Regions from separate parts of the Homo sapiens genome. Here region 2 is linked to region 1. A link is an interaction called in ENCODE POLR2A ChIA-PET data of the cell type or tissue named here. Cell type or tissue: GM12878. All regions are shown on one strand. Each heading gives the region's core, and the rest is flanking DNA. Links, peaks and the distances in the headings are about the cores only. Region 1 overlaps DGKI (diacylglycerol kinase iota). Region 2 overlaps DGKI (diacylglycerol kinase iota).

Region 1 (9,991 bases), core at 3,375-8,374:
TGACAGCATACCTGACAGTCTCATGCTCTATTATGGTTGGAATTGCCTCTCGAGTACCGCAGGAAAACTCACTTGATGCTCTTCGAACAGCGTGTTTTGTTCTGTTCTGAGAAACACATTATCAGAAGCATTCTGCATATGAAGTGTTTATGTTGATGTTCCTAGCACCTCCCCTGAGTAACCTCAGATGTGCAGGTAGATTCTAGATACTAGGCTGAACCCCACCTAGGCAGGCTCAATTCCATGACCTCCCGAGAGACCTACAGGGAGAAAGAAGAGCAGTGCCTGTGTGTTGTTGTTTGAACCAGAAAGAAAAAGTTGTCTATTTCCCAGATAGCCAGTGTATTTTATATTTTTCATCTGAAGGGAAAGAAAACCAAAATCTTACAGCAGAAAGCCAAGGGAAAAAAAAGACTGTGAGCTGAATATAAGAACTAGAAAGACACACAAAAAACCTTTCCTCTTCCTGAGAAGCAGCCAATCGGGGCTCATAGGAGAAACAATTTGGTAAGAACCAAATTGCTAGGATTGCGTTAATTCAAAGCTAACGTTCATGACTGGTTACAAAGAATGATACATCCATCGTGTTTTGAGCACTGGATTAAGTTTGGTAAAAACTACAGTCAGAACAGTACAGGATTCTTTTTAAGGGAGGAAAAAGGTACATGTCTGTATCTCAACAGTTTACCCTTAAACTAAAATTTGTACCAAATCACACTCTTAAATGGTTAAATGTGACTTATGTTAGTGGATTTAATACTTCTTTTTAATGAGAAGAAAGTGATAGGCACAAAGTTTCTCTGATAGGCTTCAACAGAAATCTACAGCAAGCCTGTGGTCCCTGATACTCAGGAGGCTGAGGCAGTAGGATCACTTAAGCCCAGGAGTTTGAGGCTGCAGTGAGCCAGGATCACATCGCCACATTCCAACCTGGGTGACATGGCAGAATTCTGTCTCTAAAACAAACACACAAACAAACAAAAAAACAGAAAGCTACGACGTGAATCTTAGGAGAAGTCTACACCTTGGAATTCATTTGGGTGACTATCGCGTACTGCCACCATCTTTTGGAAATCTTCTTACAATTCAGGCACAGTTATTGAGATATAAAACAAATATTGCAGCCAGTCTTTATAACAAGCATGGCGAAGGGCCTGATAAGTTTGAATGGGTTTGCACAAGTCTAATCAAATGATACTAACAAACTGATGCCCTCAGAGTTGCCAGGCGGAGAGTCATGGGGAATGATACTCACTGTGCCCCTCCATCTAGATTACTGGGCAGCTCAGGTATTCCTTCTGCCTCTTCCCTCATGCTCATGATACATTAAAAAGGGTTCCAGCCTAATGAACTTGAAGAAATCCTTAAAAATCCATAATTCTGTTTCCCACCCTGGCTCTCATTTTACCCAAGGACACTTCATATTTCATCATTCTTATTATTGAAGTTCTCTGTACTTTGTTGCCCTTGTTTCTTGTTTCTGCTTCTTTAAAATTTGCCTGCTTCTCTTTTCTCTTATTTCTTTTTCCCCATTTGTTTTTCTATGCTTCTCAGCTTAGAAGTCAGTATACAACCACAGCCGGTCACTAGTTTCAACTCATCAGATGCAATCTTCCTGATTTTGGCTCTTTACAGGTGGTTTTGTGGCTGTTCCTTGTCATATTTTTACACGCTCTTCAAGGTTATTATTTGTGCCAGCAGGTCAAAGTTGCCAGGTGTCTTATAGTAGAGTAATTGAAGGATTGATATGCACGCAAATATGGATATAAATATAATTACAGGTACACAGACACTAATAAGTAGAAATTCATACCATTAGAGCCCTACACACATACACACCCATGTGCATTCACAAATTTCAAGCAGACAGACTTGAGTGAAGATGGGCTAGACATATTACAGAAGTCATAACAAAACAAGTTAATAGAAAATGGTGTTTCTATGTCTTGGTGGCTTTCTCTAGTTCTGAGGTAGCATATCACGGGTACAGCAGAGATTTGAGCCTTAGTATAAACTAGGAAATCCCAAACACTTTGCCTTTTTCAGTCCTTGCTGGTGTGACAGTACCATAAACACCATCTTACTTGTATTATGAATCCTGACATGTTTCCATTATCAGTTTACTTTGTGGAAATAGAATTATTTTCTTAAAGTTCACAGCTTAATATTTCTAACCAAAAATTTAGAGATATTTGCTTTGATATGGAATACTGTATTTCTAGTTAAGAAGCGATATCAAGCTGTGGTAAGTTAGTTATCCTTTCACTGCCATTTTTCACATTCCAAGCTATTTGGTGACATAATTAAGGCAGTCTTCCAGCCAATCTAGTCCAGGAAGACCCACAGACATCTCAGTCATTGTTTACTCAACACTGTACCTCCAGTTGGTAATGTTTTCACTGACACATACACACCCGCCCATTTCATTTTTTAATGAGGACATCATACCCACAGAGATTTGCCAGGAGGCTAGCTGTGTAATATACACATTACCCACACTGTAAACAGAGCTCACTTCTGCCATGCCAAGTAGGTACGACTTACCCAGCTAAGGGAACTGAGACCCTATGAGACTGTGCAACTTGCCCAAGAAAGACTAGCTAAGAGTGGAAGTCTTTCTAACCCAAAGCCATCTCTATGTGTTACAGCTTACTGTTTTCCTCTTTTCTTTGCTAGTGGTAACCTGGGGGACCAAGACTGATGAGGATAGATAAGAAATATGATATTTAACGTGATTGCTTCATATGATCTGTTCTCATGAGATCCCTAGGGGAACTGACTAATGACAACCACACATGACCCCCTGTGCCAAGATGGCAAAAAGCAGTCTCTGTTCTCCACGAGAATGAAATAAAATGCACTGCAAAAGGCATGGCACTGGCTAAACAGGGCATAAAACCTTACACAAGTCAGCTACCTGCATGTGTTAAATCTCCCTCTAAAGAGTCTTAAAAAGGAGGCAGGAATTCAGACGTCCTGGATTATAAATATAACAATACTTAAATGGCAGGGTTGATCTGGTGACAGGTGTCTGTGTGTGTATGTGTCTCTCTCTCAACAAGCACCTCATTGAACTCATTCATTCATTCAATGTTAAGTAACACAGGGTAACTATTCAGTTCAATCACTTATCCTCAGTGTGGGGAATACAGGAGAGGACAACAAGGGCAGAGTTCCTGAGCTAAATGGAGCTTATGCTGTAGTGTTGGAGACAGATAAATAAGCGAGCAATTTTTAAAAGTATGATAGCTAGTAAGTGGTGTGTGCTGTAAAAGGTTGACAGAATGGTGAAGGAGCAAGAGGGGAGGGAGAGCCTGACTGTCAGCTAGGCTAGTTGTTTCACCTCACAAGCTCAGTCCTTAACTTTCCTCGAGGAAACAGAGGTAGTAGGTGATGCTAAGACTCTCCAAACCTAGTACTCTGAGTTGTCTCTTTTGGCTCTGTTTCTTGGAACCACTTTCATTCAAGGAGGAATGATTATAGTGGTCAATATTTATTGAGTGCCTGTGATTTGCCAGCCTGCTGTTATATATGCATTAACTCTTTTAATTTTCACAACAACCACAAGAAGCAGTATAATCCCATTTTCCAGATGTAAAACTTAGGCTTAACGAGGTTAAAACAAGGACCAGTGTCACACAACTCAAAGCCTGGAAATCAGGATTCAAAACCAGGTCATCTGATTCCAAAGCTCACACGCTTCATCAACACATTACCTGCACCCCCTTAAATGAAGGCATCAATGCAGGATTTTCCATTTCCTCGTGTTTTTAAAGCATCACCTTCTGAATATGTATCCACCTCATCAATGTGGCAGGGAACAACAACAACAAGCTCCTAACAAACAGAGACAATACCAACTTTGGGGGCCAGTAGTGGTTTTGGAGTAACCGATAATGCAAATAATGCTTCCATCAAGATTGAGTGCCTCTAAGCAACAGGAATACTGGTTAAACCCCAGTACTGTGGGTCCCTGCCCCTGGAAAACATTGCAAGAAGAGAAACCATTTCTGTACACCTGGGCATTGCCTAGGTAACATGTAAGCCTTATGCTAAATCAGATGCAAATTATTTTTATTACTAGGTAACAGGACCATACAATATCCAATAACAACAGAACTGCTTCACAGAAACACACACCCTTACACAAACACGCAAATGCAGCCTCAATCTAAAATTGTCATGACAGAAAAGATGACAATTATTCTCAGAGGTTCAAACTCTAAGAATAAAATAAGACACATGCATTTTGGCTTAATGAAAGTTTAGTATAAAGGCAAAAGAACTGCACAAAGATAGAAAAAAGTCATAAAGCTCTAGAGAGTGAGTAAGCCTCTGTGACTCTTTTTTTCCTTTATCTTTAGGTAGAAGTGAACAACCCAACCCAATGTGACTACTTCAAAATGTTGTTGTTATGGATCAGAGACGAGTATGAGTCCTAGGAAAACTGCAAAGCATTGTGTGAGCATTTCTCAAATACTTTTCCACTGACTCCTAAGATCCTACAAAATGGCAATGGGTGTTCTGTGGGGAAATTATGGGTTCCACAATCCTCCCATCCACTCAAAAAAAAAGTAGGAAATCCTGCATACCTTATATGCTTCGTTGAGCTTCACAGGACCTATTTGCATATTAAAGTCATTCAGTGTTTTCAAAATTTATGGTCATGAGCTCCTTTTAATGTATAATGCCGTATATTGTTTTCTTTTGAGTTTAGTGTTCTCCAGAACACAATTTTGGGTCAAAAGAAAATGGGCTGTGCAAATAGACAATGGTACTATTGATCCAGGGTCACCTAGAAGTGACAGAATCCTAAAGATCCCTTGGCTTCATAGCCTACATATACTATCACTATCCCCATTACATGAAGTGAGCAGTATCAGCACTAGATTCTCCTTTAATATACAGACAGCACTTGGTACCAAATTATAACGATCCCCATGACAGTTGTCATAGTAACAATGGCTAACATGTCCTGAGGGTCTACCATGTGCCAGACACTAAGTGTGCACGTGAACGATCTCATGGAAATGCTGAGCTATCAGGCCAGACACCTAAAGGGTGACATTACTTCTGCCACTGAGAGCACCCCACTCTCTCCCTCTCTCATATCCACTGACTAGGAACTCAGTAGCAGACAGTGTGTCTGTGAAAATTCTTTTCTTATTTTTGTTGATGGCCACACTTTCCATGAGTCATCTTGATTCATTAGATCCTCAATATCCTAATGGTGAAAAAGGCCCCTGGCAGAGAATGGCTGGCACCCAAACAACTCAGAGAGCGGGCTTTGCCTCCTGGGCTTTATTGCCACACACGTGGTTCCCTCTGACAGCCTGCACCCAGCTCAGCCAAACTGCCATCTGGGGTGCAGATCATGAGTCTGCTGTGCCAGACAACTGGCATTTGAGGCTGACAGAGCAGGAGCAACATGCAGGCAGATCTTGGTGCATTCTAAGTCCAATGCTGGTGCTCCATGTTACACACCAGCTAGACCTGAATACGCAGATGGCCAGAAAGTCCCCAGTAATGCATGTCGGGCTCTGATTGCCTCATCTTCTCACCCACACACACAGATGCATGGGAACCAGCATTTTCACAAGCTGCTGCCTGGTGCTCATTCTTCCTGAGATGAAACAGACAAGGTGTAACTGGGCTCAAAATCATTTTCATTTTTAAACAGCAGAAAGCTGAAAGTTTCCTTCAAATAGGGCAGAAAGCTATGACCCTTGTACTCTTCTTGAAAGTTTCTTCCAAGAATCTAAGGACATGACCAGCATTCCTGTGAGCAAATATTGTGATACCCCGTTACAGACAATGATGAGGCTTCTGATTCACCAATAAGAAGACACAGCTTGTGAGATGAGATCACAGAATGGGTTACTTTGATTTGTCCCACTCAGTTGTCCGCAGTCATGACTTGGTAAGAATATGGATGCTACACACAGCAGCAAAATGACAGGTGAAGCCATAAGAGTCTTAGTGTTGGAATCATCCCAAATATAAGGCCTTGTTAAGCCAAAGTCCAACCAAATCTGCTAATTAGCTTGTTCAGCTCCATGACATTGAACCATAGTAGGTACAGAAGAGGAGGAAAATGAATACAAACATTTGTTAACTGATTTTATCCCTCTACTGATTCTGAGAGGTAGATTTAATCACCACTATTTTACAGAGGAAACTGAGGCTCAGAAAGGCAGAGCAGAACTTGCATTTTTATCTAGATCTTTTTGTCTCTGGATCTGTGAAGCTCTTGCCCTCCAATCCTCCAACTCTCATATCACATGGCCTCTCTAACTCAATTCATTCACTTTCTCAGTAAAACTGTATTTGGCAAATTGCAAGCAACATTAGAAGAAAACTTAGAATTAAGGCAGGGTGTCACAGGTAGGGTTAAGCCATTTTCACCAAACATTATCTACGAGGAAAAGACTAAAGCAAAATACAAGAACAAAACAATAACAAAAGCAAAGCAGTACCTATTAGCTGGTCCACAAAAAGAGGGTGGCATGCTCACATTTAAAAATAGAGAAGATATATCTGGTAACAGCATCCTGAAGTCTGACAGTTCCATTTTTCCTCTTACACAACATACACGCTCACTCACCTCACCATCTACCTACTCTGTTCCCTGCAGCTCCCAGCTTCTGACACCAACCTGCCTGTCTGCTCACTTACACCTCAACCACATACCACTCAACCTAAACACTCAAGCCTGCTGTAGACGCACCTGTGTGCATACGTGTCAGTGAGCCTATGTAACTGCGGTATCTGCATGGCTAGATAAGGTAACTCGACTTATAGAATGGCTACTATATTAGGTTCCTAGCACTGCCCTAAGAAAGCAAAGAAGCCATAAAGCTCTGGATAGTGAGTAAGCCTCTCTGACTCTTCTTTATCTTTAGGTAGAAGTGAACAGCCCGATATGACCACCCCAAAAGGTTGTTGTTATGGATCAGAGATGATGAGTATGAGTCCTAGGAAAACTGCAAACATTGTGTGAGCATTTCTCAAACACTTTTCCACTGAATACTAAGATCCCACTCAATGGCAATGGGTGTTCTGTGGGGAACCCAAACTGGGTAGCTTAAAACAACAGAAATGTATTCTCTCACACTCCTAGAGGCTAGAAGTCTGAAATCAAGGTTTCAACAAGGTTGAACACCCTTTTGAAGGCTTGGAGGGAGAATGAATTTCATGCCTGTCTCTTAGCTTCTGAGGAGAGCCACGATCCTCGGAGGGCCTTGGCTTGCAGCTGCCTCACTCTAATTCCTGCCCCCATCACCACATGGCCTTCTTCTCTGTGTGTGTGTCTCTGTGTGTCTTTTTTTTTTTTTTTTTTTTTTTTTTTTTTTGAGAGGGAGTTTCGCTCTTTTTGCCCAGGCTGGAGTGCAATGGCACGATCTCGGCTTACCGCAACCTCCGCCTCCTGGGTTCAAGCGATTCTCCTGCCTCAGCCTCCTGTAATGCCGCCGGGATTGCAGGCATGCATCACTACCCCGGCTAATTTTCTATTTTTAGTAGAGATGGGGTTTCTCCATGTTAGTCAGGCTGGTCTTGAACTCCCGACCTCAGGTGATCCACCTGCCTCGGCCTCCCAAAGTGCTGGGATTACAGGCATGAGCCACCGCGCCCAGCGTGTGTCTTCTCTTATAACGGCACATGTCATGCTGGATTAGGGCCCACTCTACTCCAGATGAACTCATCCTAATTAATTACATCTGCAACAACCCTATGTCCAAATCAAGTTACATTCTGAGGTACTGAAGTCCTGAGGCGTCAGGACTTCGACATATCTTTTGGAGTACACTATTTAGCCCATCACAGCCACTACACACCAGGTGTGAGAACCAGGCCACGGTTTTTGGTCCTGACACTCTGTTTCTGAAGTGGATCACTGTCTCTCTACCCTGACAGTGAAGAGAATCATCTGTAGATCTGGTTGTTTGTTTTTGACATCAGGCTGAGTCCCACTCCCTAGAGATCCTGATGTGGTACATCCAGAATGGGAACCAACACTTCAAAGGTAAGATTAAAAGGTAAAATGGCATAATTGACTATAATGCTCATCCAGAAATAAGAATCGCTGTGGTCTATCTCAGTAGCAATACTTTAAATCAGGAAACTGAGGCAAAAAAAGGCAAAGTGATATGTCCCAACTTTACTCAGTACATAAATGGAACAGCAGGTTTTCAAACCCAGGTCAGTCCACACAAAGTCTATTTCCTTCTGACCACCCATGCTACCCATCTGTGCCTATTCAGGTCTGTGTGACCACGGTGGGTGTATAATTTGCATATCAATGTAGGCAAGTTTCTTTCAAGTCTGAGTAGGTGCACGATGGTATGGACTCCAGGGATTACTACTGGAGGGGTGAGCTCCTTTAGGTACAAATATTTGGCTAAACATGTTTGTATAGCCTAGCCCCAGAGCATGAGAACAGTTTCTATCTGGCTGTGCCCGCTAAACGGTGAGGCACTGGGTACTCAACCCAGCTCACAAACACTGACAGAATAAATGAATGAATAAATGAATAAATGTACATAAAAATAAATGTCACCAAACGACAGTGATTCTGGCTGGAATTTTATTTCAGGTTTCCAGTGCCCATAATCAGGTTGGGAAACAGTGATCTTTCTACTTCAATTTCATTACTTTTGCATCCTTTTATATTTTATCTAGACCAGAAAAAGAAACAGTTGCTAATTTGGGAACTGTTGCCAATTTGGGAACAAATTTAATTCCATTACGTATCTGCTCACAGGTATTCTACAGTATTAAATGTTGCCACCAGAGAGCTGTAGAACAGGAAAAGGTCACGTGGTTTAGTTTTAGCCCTGAAGCTTGGGAACAAACTCTCCTACAGCTGTTCTAGGGTTTTGGAAGTCATTGCCTGGCTTTCAGTACCCTCCAATATCAGTCCCCAAATATCAATCCACATGGCAGCAGGAGGTCCCGGCTTTGCAGGACAGTTTTAGTTTTACATAGATGCCCTAATGTCCCATAAGCTAGGGTGATGCAGTTCTGGTTTATCCCTAATGTTACGGCATCATTATTAACAGCAGCCACTTTCACCCTCAAAAGTGTCTTGGTTTAGACAATGTATTCTATAGTCATGCTTCCTAAGCCCACCAGTATTTACAATATGCACTCCAAGTTTTGTTTCAAAAAACCTAACTCCATTCTTACTTCCATTTTTCTCTGACACATGCTCATGCACGGCTCATGATTGCCACCTCGTTTGTACAGAGCTTGCCCCACCTCTGAGTCTGCTCATGTTCCTCTTCCCTGCCCGAAATGTTCTCCTTCTTCAAAATCACTTATGTAAATCTTACCCATCTTTCAAAACTGAGCTCGAACCCCATTTCCATGAAGCTGCCTCTGTCTGCTTCAACCCACACTGACTTCTTCCTTCTCTTAACTTCTACTTGTGACATTTGCTTTGCTAAAATAGGGAAGGAGTGAAAGGCACATCGTAGATGATGGATTCACTCCTCCCCTGAGCACTCTGCCTGTACTTTGTTTAGGAGCCTGCAGGTAGTACCTGGTTATGGTAATTTAGTCCCAGCCCCAACAGGTAGGCTTTCTTCAAAGGTGGTTCATTAAAAGAAATTAGAATATAAATACATGATCTGCTTATGCATACTTTTTTCCCAAAAAAGACTGTTGTTCTAAGAAAACTGCAAACAGAGCATTTAAACTAAAGACTCGCCTGGAGATCTCTGTGACCTCTTGCCCAAAGCAGCTGAGAGTCCCCAACTACAGCATCCTTGAAACATGGCCACCCACGTTATCCACAAACACACATCCCACCAGTCAATCTCTCCAGGCACCTTGTTCGCTTGCTGGGAAGCTCAGGCTGACAAAGTTCTTTCTTATCATACGGTATTTCTCAAAGTTAGGTTTGCGACCCATCTGCATCAGAATTATTTGAGGTGCTCGTTAAAATCACAGACTCCCAGCCAGGTGTGGTAGCTCATGCCTGTAATCCCAG
Region 2 (9,991 bases), core at 2,608-7,607, 150 kb after region 1:
CGGGCTTAGGTGACACTCGTAGTACTAGCTATTATCTAACACCTCTCTTATGTCACTTAATACATTGAAAATATAAAATACTGTAGGTAGAACAGAGAGAGAAAAGATTAGTTCTACAAGGGAGAAAAGAGACTTTAGATAGAAGCTTGTGCCCAAAGCAGAACTTGAAATGTGACTCTACTGCTCTTTCTATTTTCATTATGGGTACCCTTTTATATTATATTATAGGCCCTTATATATTTGTGATGTCAGGGTGTTCCCTGGGTCTGTTCCCATCATCAACCTGTCCCTAAATAATCAAGTCTGCTCTCCTGATTTCAGTTCCCATTACAAATTCCACACTTCATCTGAAACCATTCTCTTGAATGAGAGAATCCTTTTCATGTTAGCCTTCACCTTGATGGCTCACAGGTCCCTTGAGTGCGATATGACCAACATTTAGTTCATTATATTTCCCGTCCATCTATGTTTTGGATGCATTGTTTGAAACCCCTCAAATCCAATTCCCAAGTCACTTAACCCCCAACTCCCCATAGCATTCTCAGACTAATAGCCACAAAAAGCATGTGTGAATAAACACACAAGATCACCTTGGGCAATTTACCTCTTGAACACTGCCCCTTGCTAGATGTACATCTTGGGAAAATAACTCTCTTTCTCAGTTGGTTCATATGTAGAATGGAAATAATCAGATACCTACCCCCTGAGGTTGTTTTGGGGATTGAGTTAATACATGCAAAATGCTTGGAACAGGGCCTAGTATCAATGGTAAAAATGAATGTTAACTACTGTGATTATTCCAGGAACTCAGAGTCTATGTCCAACTTACCACATTCTTCCACTCAGAACACCCATATATTGAACTTTTCCATGCATTTTCCAATGTGCCTCACACTATTCTAAGCTCTAGAGATACAGCAGTGAACCAATCAAAGACCTTGTGGTGCTTATATTTTAAAAGAGGAGAGACAGATAATAAAAATAAACAAATGCATAATATAACATTAGATGGTATCAAAAGGTATAAAGACAAAAAACATTGTTTTGTAATAGAGAGTGACAGAGAAGGAGAGGCAAATTTTTATATGACAATAGGGGGTGAGTAAGGAAGCTGCTAAAGAAGGAACTTTTGAGTTAAGACCTGAATGATGCAATCCAAATGTAAAAAGATCCGAAGAAGGGAGTCTCGACCTTGGCACTAATGACACTTTGGACCAGAGAGTTCTTTGTTGTGAGGGGCCATCCTGTGCATTGCAGGATGTTTATCAGCAGCCTGACCTCTAACCACTAGATGCCAGTAGCATCCCAGGAGTTATGACAAAATCTCCCTCACTGAATAGCAACACTAAAATGACAATTTAAGTGATAAACACTGTTATCATTCTCGTCTCACTTCTTGACCCAACTGATCATGTTATATTTCTCGGTTACCAACTTGCTTTTTATTTCCTAATCAGCCAAGTCATTTCCCATGGCCATACCTGTGCTTATGCTGACCTCTTGACCTTTGTAGAAGACCCTTCCCACCCCTCTTCAGCTGAACAATTCCCCATCATCCTTTCATCAATTCGATTCAAAGTGTCATCAGTTCAAAGTGTCTCATTGTCTAATTCATTTGTATTCAGTGTCTATAACACACAGTAGGTGCTTGACACATACTCGGTGCTTAATAAATATTTATTGAATGAATTAACTACTTTGCCCTCAGGATTTTACAATTATTTAGAGGCCACAAGATATATATACCTATAACTCTCAAATAATACTAAAGGTGATAAGTGACGTACATTCAATAATAACAAAGTGTTTATTTGAGTTCAGAATGAGGAAAACATACTCTTCAATGAGTACTTTTCTTATGTGTATAGAACAAGTAAAGACTGTTGCTGTCGAATTGTGACTCACCTTCCCCCAATACAGTCCTATAGTCACAGACCATGGTCATAATTTCACTAGTGATTAATAAAGCCCTTGCAGACCAGATGTGAGGATATTTGGTAGGTCACACTGACCATCACTCCTACTGGAAAATCAATCTGCAGATACCAGTGGATTATTTCAATGATAAGAGTCCTATGAATGTAGAGAATGCAAACTGTATCTGAGTGAGGCCAATGCTAAAAGGTACCTTCCCATGCCTTTCTTACCCGTTCTTACCCAGTCTTTAATATGCCACATCTGTTTTATTCCTATGCATATGTGTCCCAGGCCTTCTTAGCCACAGCAGGGGCTAACATCAGACACTATGTACTAGTACGAACTTATCAGTCATCCACAACCAGTACCAGTTGCTCCATATTTTGAATATTCTTATTGGCTTCACCATTACTTGGCTACACACTATCAATGACATTGTCTTACAGCATGAGAATCATATAGAAACCGTTTATTCCATTTGGTTACAAAGATGAGCTAACTGGGAATATTTTGAGAAGATGGCAGGCTACCAAGCTAAAAACCTTCTAAGACAAAATTGAAGGAAATACACCCAACCCGAAAGCAAACAAGCAACTCAGAGATTTAGAATTGCTCTGAAGTTGGTCCAAACTGCTCATCATGTGATTCCATTCCATAATAATCCTCTAGGTCAAAAGTTCAATAAGCATAAACTAATATTTAGGAGTCCAGAAATGTGTCATCAACCACACAAGTGCACTCCTCAGATGGCTCAAGTGGACCATTAAGCTTTGTGTATCTGTACATTCATGAACTGAGCTCCTGTCACACCATTTTGGCACATATTCCCATCTCCCACAATTTTTTTGTTTGTTTCTTGAGACGGAGTTTTGCTATTTTTGCCCAGGCTGGAGTGCATGGCGCAATCTCAGCTCACTGCAACCTCCGACTCCCAGGTTCAAGCCTCCCAAGTAGCTGGGATTCTCCTACCTCAGCCTCCCAAGTAGCTGGGATTATAGGCATGCGCCACCATGCCCGGCTAATTTTTTGTATTTTTGGTAGTGACGGGGTTTCACCATGTTGGTCAGCTGGTCTTGAACTCCAGACCTCAGGTGATCCACCTGCCTCAGCCTCCCAAAGTGCTGGGATTACAGGCGTGAGCCACCGCACCTGGCCCTCCCACCATTTTTTGCCCATATTTCCAACTCCCACCAGATTCCTATCTATCTATGGATCAAAAACTCAGGAAAAACTCAGCATAAGTGTATTACACACAAATCAATACACAGATAATTTCTATTTCCATGTATGTTGATAGTTCCTAAGACAATTAGAAATAACGTTAAACTTTAAAATAATGTTTTTCCCCTCAAATGACCTAAGCAACAGAAAAATCATTGTCAAATAAAGCTTCTACAAAAAGCCCTCCCAACTGCACAGAAGTGGAAATTTCCATTTTACAGGTGATGATCCTAAGGCTCTTCGACAGATTAAGTGCTTTAGCCATGGTCAAAAGCACGATCAAAGGCTGAAACAAGACTTGCATATTTAAACTCCAGCTTAACTGGGAACCTGGTGCTCCACTCCCTGCTTGATGCTACCTCTTAATATAGCTATTGAGTACAGCCCACATTTAAACACCTACTCACAGACGTTACACCAGATAACACTCCTCAACGAAGCTGTGTTCCCAGACCCACAGCTTTGTACCCACACAGAAAATCCAAGAACTTCAGACTACAAGGGAATTTTTTTTTTTTTTTTGAGACAGAGTCTCGCTCTGTCGCCCAGGCTGGAGTGCAGTGGCGCCATCTCGGCTCACCGCAAGCTCCACCTCCCAGGTTCATGCCATTTCCTGCCTCATCCTCCTGAGTAGCTGGGAATACAGGCGCCCGCCACCACGCCCAGCTAATTTTTTGTATTTTTAGTAGAGACGGGGTTTCACCGTGTTAGCCAGGATGGTCTTGATCTCCTGACCTTGTGATCTGCCCGTCTCAGCCTCCCAAAGTGCTGGGATTACAGGCGTGAGCCACCGCGCCCAGCCAGACTACAAGGGATCTTAAATGATCATATGGCCCAGCCTACTCATTTAGCAAATATTTGATCATGGTTCTCTGCACAGCCCAGCACAACTCCCCATCCCCAAGAAGGTGAGATCCAAACTCATTGTATGGCAAGCACTCTACATCATCTGACCTAGTCCACTGCCAGCCCCACAGCCTGCCAGTTCATCCTGCACATGCATGCTAGTGTCAACAAACAACTTGTCTTTTCTAGAATACACCATGTTTTTTCAAACCTCCATTACTATTCCTTGTCCCCCTACAGAATCAGTCTTCAACAACTAGTTCAAATGTCACTACCGCTGTAGGGCATTCTCTGACCCTCTCAGAGAGCATCGTTGCCCCTTCCTTCATCATCCCATGACACTTCTTGCATGCCTTCGACATAGTGCATTTCTCATCATGTGTAAGTCTATGTTATTCATATGTCCACCTTCTTCCACCAGAAGGTGAGTTCTGTGAGGACAGGGACTGCATTTTATTCATTTCACTCATCCTTGCATCTAGGCTAGCACTCAGTGTGCTCCTTAAAAAGTTAGAAAAAATGAGATACAGAGAAAAAAGATGAAGGATGCTAAAGTCAGAGAAATTAAGAGATTTGCTCAAGATCACCCAAATGAATCTCACAGCAGGAGGCCCCAATCAGCACACTTTGTCAGACAGACCAGGAGACAAAAAGCCACTTAACTACCTACTGACATTCCACATCCACCCACTGCCCTCCATTTTCTCTTCATCAGAACATAGTTTCTGATTCATCCCACAGAAAACTCTGCCACAGCTCTGGCAGAGACCCTTGCAGATGAAAATGGCTGTGAGAGCCCTGCACCTTGCAGAAGCAGAGAAGCGCAGCTGGTGGGAGCACTCAGGTGAACAGTTTAATGCATAAGAGGCTCTTCCATGTAAAACAGGCGGGCAAATGCTGGGGGGAGATGGATGGGCTCTCTTGTTTCAACAGTTGCTACAGTAACCCCTCTTCCACCACCAAACCCCAACCTCATAACCTTCTAGAACACCAATCCCAAGGACAGTGTCTCTGGGGGCTGTGGGTCTTCTTAGCTGTCTCTCCAATGTCTGGGAAAACCCCGTGTCTGATCATGGCCTCTCCTGCTTGCAAGTAAAGCCAGCCAGAAAAGGCAGCCAAGAAATTAGCCAGCTGGCAGCAACTCTGGAGGTGGGGCTGTGTGAGACCAGACCAGCCTCTCAGCAAGACGCAAGGGCCTCCCCCAGCCGGCATCAGGCCTTGCTAAAGGGTGAGGAGTCTCTAGTTTCGGCCCCTCACCAACCTCCTCTGAAAATGTCAGAGCAACCCTCCCCTCCTCCCCTGGGGCCCAGCCCTAGAGGGGGAGAGCAGCTCCTCCCCAGCTGCTGCCAATTTGCACCTCATTAGCAACAGCCTCTCCCCAGTGACAGTCCCTCAGAAATCCCAGACTGAGCACCTCGTTGGTGCTAAATGAAATCTGGGTGTTTGAGGAGAATGACATCTGAGCTGCTAGGAGAATGACAAGTCTCAGGGCTTCCCAGAAAACTGGGAGAACACAGGCTACAGAGAAGAGCATTGTTCCTGGAAGAAACCCACAGCTTCACGTCCGTAGTTACTGACAATCAAAGGGATATTTTGAAAGGAGTTGATGGCTGCAAGGTAAATGATGAGCTGAATGAATGCGACTTAATTGCTGCAGAATGCCACTGGAAGTCACAGGGGGTGCCTCCTCTACTTGGAATGCTTGAAAAAAAGATGTAAAATTACCAATTCACCCCTGGTCACAGACAGAGAATTGGGAAAGATGAAATACCTAAAAAAACTCTTAAAAGTCCTTTAGAAGTAAGAGGAACTAAGAACAACATTGTTTAAAAATTCTGAAGAAATACACGAATATGTTAACTTTTCTATTGTTGTAAAGCAAAACAGAATAAGCAACTTCCAGGTCACTATGGTGAGCTGGACACATACTTTTAGCCCAGCTCTCTCCAGAAACTCCCAGTAAGATGAAAGTCAAGGAAATAAAAGACATACATCAGAAAAAAAAAAAAGAAAGAAAGAAAAGAAAGAAAACAGGAGATGACAATAAAAGAGACAGATGACAACCTTTTTGGAAGCTGCGAAGTGAGCTGAATGCAGGCAGAGTAGACAAATCCAGAAATTAAATGTGTTAAGAAGGAAGCAGCAAACAAAAAGAGGTGGGGTCACCCCACAGAGTTCCAGAAAAGCTCAGAAACTAGAGGCATCAGGTAGTGCTGAAGGTGAGGGTGTGAGGAGGAGCCAAAAACAGGAAGAATCCTTTCTAGAGAGTAATTAGACCCCCATTCTGAGGACCTCTGACTACTCCCATGTGCCACACACAGCTATGAGACTGGAGATTTAGTTTCTAAAAAAGCTACACCAGAGAGAACTAGAAAATACAACCGCAGCTGGGTTTGAGTGTGAGACCCTCTACTAAAAGCAGAGAGAGCAAATGAAAGCCTATCCACTGAATAATAATAATTCAGCCTCAGGGCACAGAGCGGTGGCTGACACCTGTAATCCCAGCACTTTGGGAGGCTGAGGCGGTTGGATCACCTGAGGTCAGGAGTTCGAGACCAGCCTGGCCAACATGGCGAAACCCTGTCTCTACTAAAAATACAAAAATTAGTCAGGCGTGGTGGCACATGCCTGTAATCCCAGCTACTCAGGAGGCTGAGGCAGGAGAATCACTTGAACCCAGGAGGTGAAGGTTGCAGTGAGCCGAGATCACTCCCCTGCACTCCAGCCTGGGGGACAGAGCAAGACTCTGTCTCCAAAATAATAATAATTATTATTATTATTCAGCCTCAGAAAAAAGATAGATGTAGAACTCTTAAGGAAAGTGGAGGATTCTTCTCTGAGAAAACTAAACAGAAAATGCTAAAGTTTAGGGTTTTTTCAATAAAACAAACCAGGACCCCACGGTGAAGCATAAGTCACAGACATGCACACCGAGCTTCCATTCAGCCTTTTGGGGCCTCTCTCTTAAATATTACTGGATCATCAGACATTTGAACAGCCTCCAATGTAAAGAGAAGCTATCAGCATGAAGAGAAGAAAATTTTTGAAGAAAACAGAATTAATGTAGGGTGAATACAACATCCAAAAATTATTATTAATACCCTCAATGAATAAAAGAAGATATTAAAGCTATGTAACAAAAATAAAATAAAACAAAAAGGAACCTCAGAAAACAAGAAAGAGCTCATAGAAATAAAAAGTATGATCACAAAAAATTTAAAAATCCAGTGAAAGGATGGCAAACAAATGAGGAAATCTCCCAGAAAGAAGAATAAAAGGTAAAGGAGAACTTTAATAGAAAAAAAAAATCAGAGGAATAGTTCAGTAGATACATTGGCTATTTAATATAAATTCCAGGAAAAAAGCAACTGGTAAATTGGGGAGGAGGAAAATATTCTCCCCCAACCCAAAAAAAAAAAATACCAGACAATTTCTTGGCATTAAAAGTTTTTAGAGCGAAGAGATCTAAAAAGGTCCCAAAACCCATGAATATATGTACCTATACAAAGTACACCAGTTTTGAAATTCCTAAACAATGTATATAAAGGGAAAAATGTTAAAAATAAACCAGAAAGAAAGAAAAAGATGTAAAGTTATTGAGAATTAGAATGGAATTTTTCTCAGCTGTGACTCTGTAAGCACAGCAGCAACAGAGATATGCCTTCACATTTCTGAGGTAAAATTATTTCCCATCTAGAACTCCATAACCTGAAAAGCTCTCAGTCAAGTGTGAAGGTAAAATGTATATATATTCTCAGACATAAAAGGACTCTAAATATCTGACTCCCATGTACCCTCTGCAAAGAAGCTCCTGCGGATGTTTCACATCCTGAAAAACTTTTTCAACTTGGTCATCTAAAAATAGGAAGAGAGTTCCTGGGGAAAAAACCTCATTGAGGAGGCTGGTGTTGTTCTTCTCCTTCTTAAAATTGTTTGTTCCATCAGACAAGGCATAAGTCAGAAAAGGAGGTGTGACGCTTAGGAAATCTGGAAGTCAGAGGATCCGCCTGAGGAAAATGGCAGAAGGATGTCAAAGTATTGGAGAAGAACGGAAGCTATGTAAAAACCAGTTCAGACAGGGCAAGATGATGGAAGGAACCAGAAGGGCTGTCTACAAGAAAAACCATGAAACTGACTCATTATTTGATACAATTAAATGCAATAAAACATTTATTGTCTTGTTAAGAACTTTGTGGAAGAATCATGAGTAAGTCCATATGAGAATAAGTTTTAAAATAAGACCAATAATACAAGAAAGAAAAGGTTTTCATAGCACACTGGGTGACTCGGCTATGGATAAGATTTACAAAGTCATGATAATATAAGCATTTATTAATGATTTAAATAAAATTGTAATATGTATTGGAAGGATGGAAGAAGAAACACATAAGGGTGGGATAAAAAGAGAACTACTAAATCCTCACCTCAGAAGGGACAGTTAAAAAAAATTACCAAACAGCACTTAGTGGTTAGTAGCATGTGATGTATAAATACAAATGCAGAATCAGAAAAAACAGTTAATATATCATAACAACGCTGAAGAAATGAAAGTATGGGAGAGACTTTGAAAATGGAACTATTGGCCAGGTGCAGCGGCTCACGCCTATAATCCCAGCACTTTGGGAAGCCGAGGCGGGTGGATAACCTGAGGTCAGGAGTTCGAGACCAGCCTGAGCAACATGGAGAAACCCCGTCTCTACTAAAAATACAAAATTAGCTGGGCATGGTGGCACATGTCTGTAATCCCAACTACTCGGGAGGCTGAGGCAGGAGAATCACTTGAACCTTGGAAATAGAGATTGCAGTGAGCCAAGATTGTGCCACTGCACTCCAGCCTGGGGGACAGAGTGAGACTCCATCTCAAAAAAAAAAAAAAGAAAAAGAAAAGAAAATGGAATTATTGGGTTTTATTTAAAGCCCTGTCATTCTTTTTCACTTTTAAGTTCAGGGGTGCATGTGCAGGTTTGTTACACAAGCGGTTGGTTGTACAGATTATTTTCTCACCCAGGTATTAAGCCTAGTGCCCACTATTTTTCCTGATCCTCTCCCTCCTCCCCGCCTCCACCCTCCAAAAGGCCCCAGTGTGTGTTACTTCCCTCTGTATGTCCATGTGTTTTCATCATTTAGCTCCCAGTTATAAGTGAGAGCATGCAGTATTTGGTTTTCTGTTCCTGTGTTAGTTTGCTAAGGATAATGGCCTCCAGCTTCATCCATATGCCTGCAAAGAACACGATCTCATCCCTTTTTATGGCTGCATAGTACTCCATGGTGTATATGCACCACATGTTCTTTATCCAGTCTATCATTTATGGGGATTTAGGTTGATTCCATGTCTTTGCTATTGTGAACAGTGCTTCAGTGAACATATGTATGCATGTGTCTTCATAATAGAATGATTTATATTTCTCTGAGTATATGCCCAGTAATGGGATTGCTGGATTGCATGGTATTTCTTTGAGGAATTGCCACACTGTCTTCCACAATAAAGCTCTGTAGTTCTAACTATGAGCTATGCCTTAAGTCTTGCTTATATATTACTTTGGTTAAATAAATATTATATTTAACAACGAAACCCAAAAGCTGGCCAACCCTCACATAACTGCATTTGCACGTCTCCAAAACAATCTGTACCATTTATAAACCTAGGCTCCAGAGCTGGTGTTAAGAAATTTCATTACCCTAAGAAGTTTGTAATGTCTTCACGTTATCCCATGGCAGACGGCATACATGTGATGAAGCATGGTGGTGGTGACAGCAATATCTTGCATGGCTGTAGGGCTATAAAATTTACAATGTGCACACATTATTCCATTCAGCACCAACAGCCATGATGGGAAATAGGTATCATTAGCCTCATTTTTCAGATGAGGACATTGGGGCTCAGAGAATGAGACCTATCTGAGGATTAGCAAGTGACATGAAAAACGCCCATTTACACAGGCATGCACCCCCCAACACACAGACACACACACACTCTCACACACACACATTCACACGCACTCACACA

Evidence for each region. ChIA-PET counts read pairs that join two places held together with the same protein. Peaks named below come from ENCODE experiments on the same cell type or tissue, not always from the same donor. Only the 100,000 strongest peaks of a DNase experiment are listed, where the experiment ranks them.
Region 2: POLR2A ChIA-PET joins it to region 1 with 7 read pairs; 2 of 35 experiments call an interaction of 5 or more read pairs at or near these places.

What each region holds. Positions count from the first base shown.
Region 1 is chr7:137,665,446-137,675,436 of GRCh38, forward strand. The region is part of intron 3 of DGKI (diacylglycerol kinase iota); the gene reads right to left. Among named protein-coding and RNA genes, the nearest start is that of DGKI, 180 kb to the right of the region's middle. RefSeq lists enhancers at 5,442-5,491, 5,512-5,561, 5,622-5,671. In GM12878, for the core only: no CTCF peak of the experiment used is centred there; a DNase peak (open chromatin) is centred at 5,576.
Region 2 is chr7:137,815,670-137,825,660 of GRCh38, forward strand. All of the region lies in intron 1 of DGKI (diacylglycerol kinase iota), which reads right to left. Among named protein-coding and RNA genes, the nearest start is that of DGKI, 26 kb to the right of the region's middle. RefSeq lists enhancers at 4,307-5,087, 5,113-5,162. In GM12878, for the core only: no CTCF peak of the experiment used is centred there; a DNase peak (open chromatin) is centred at 5,119.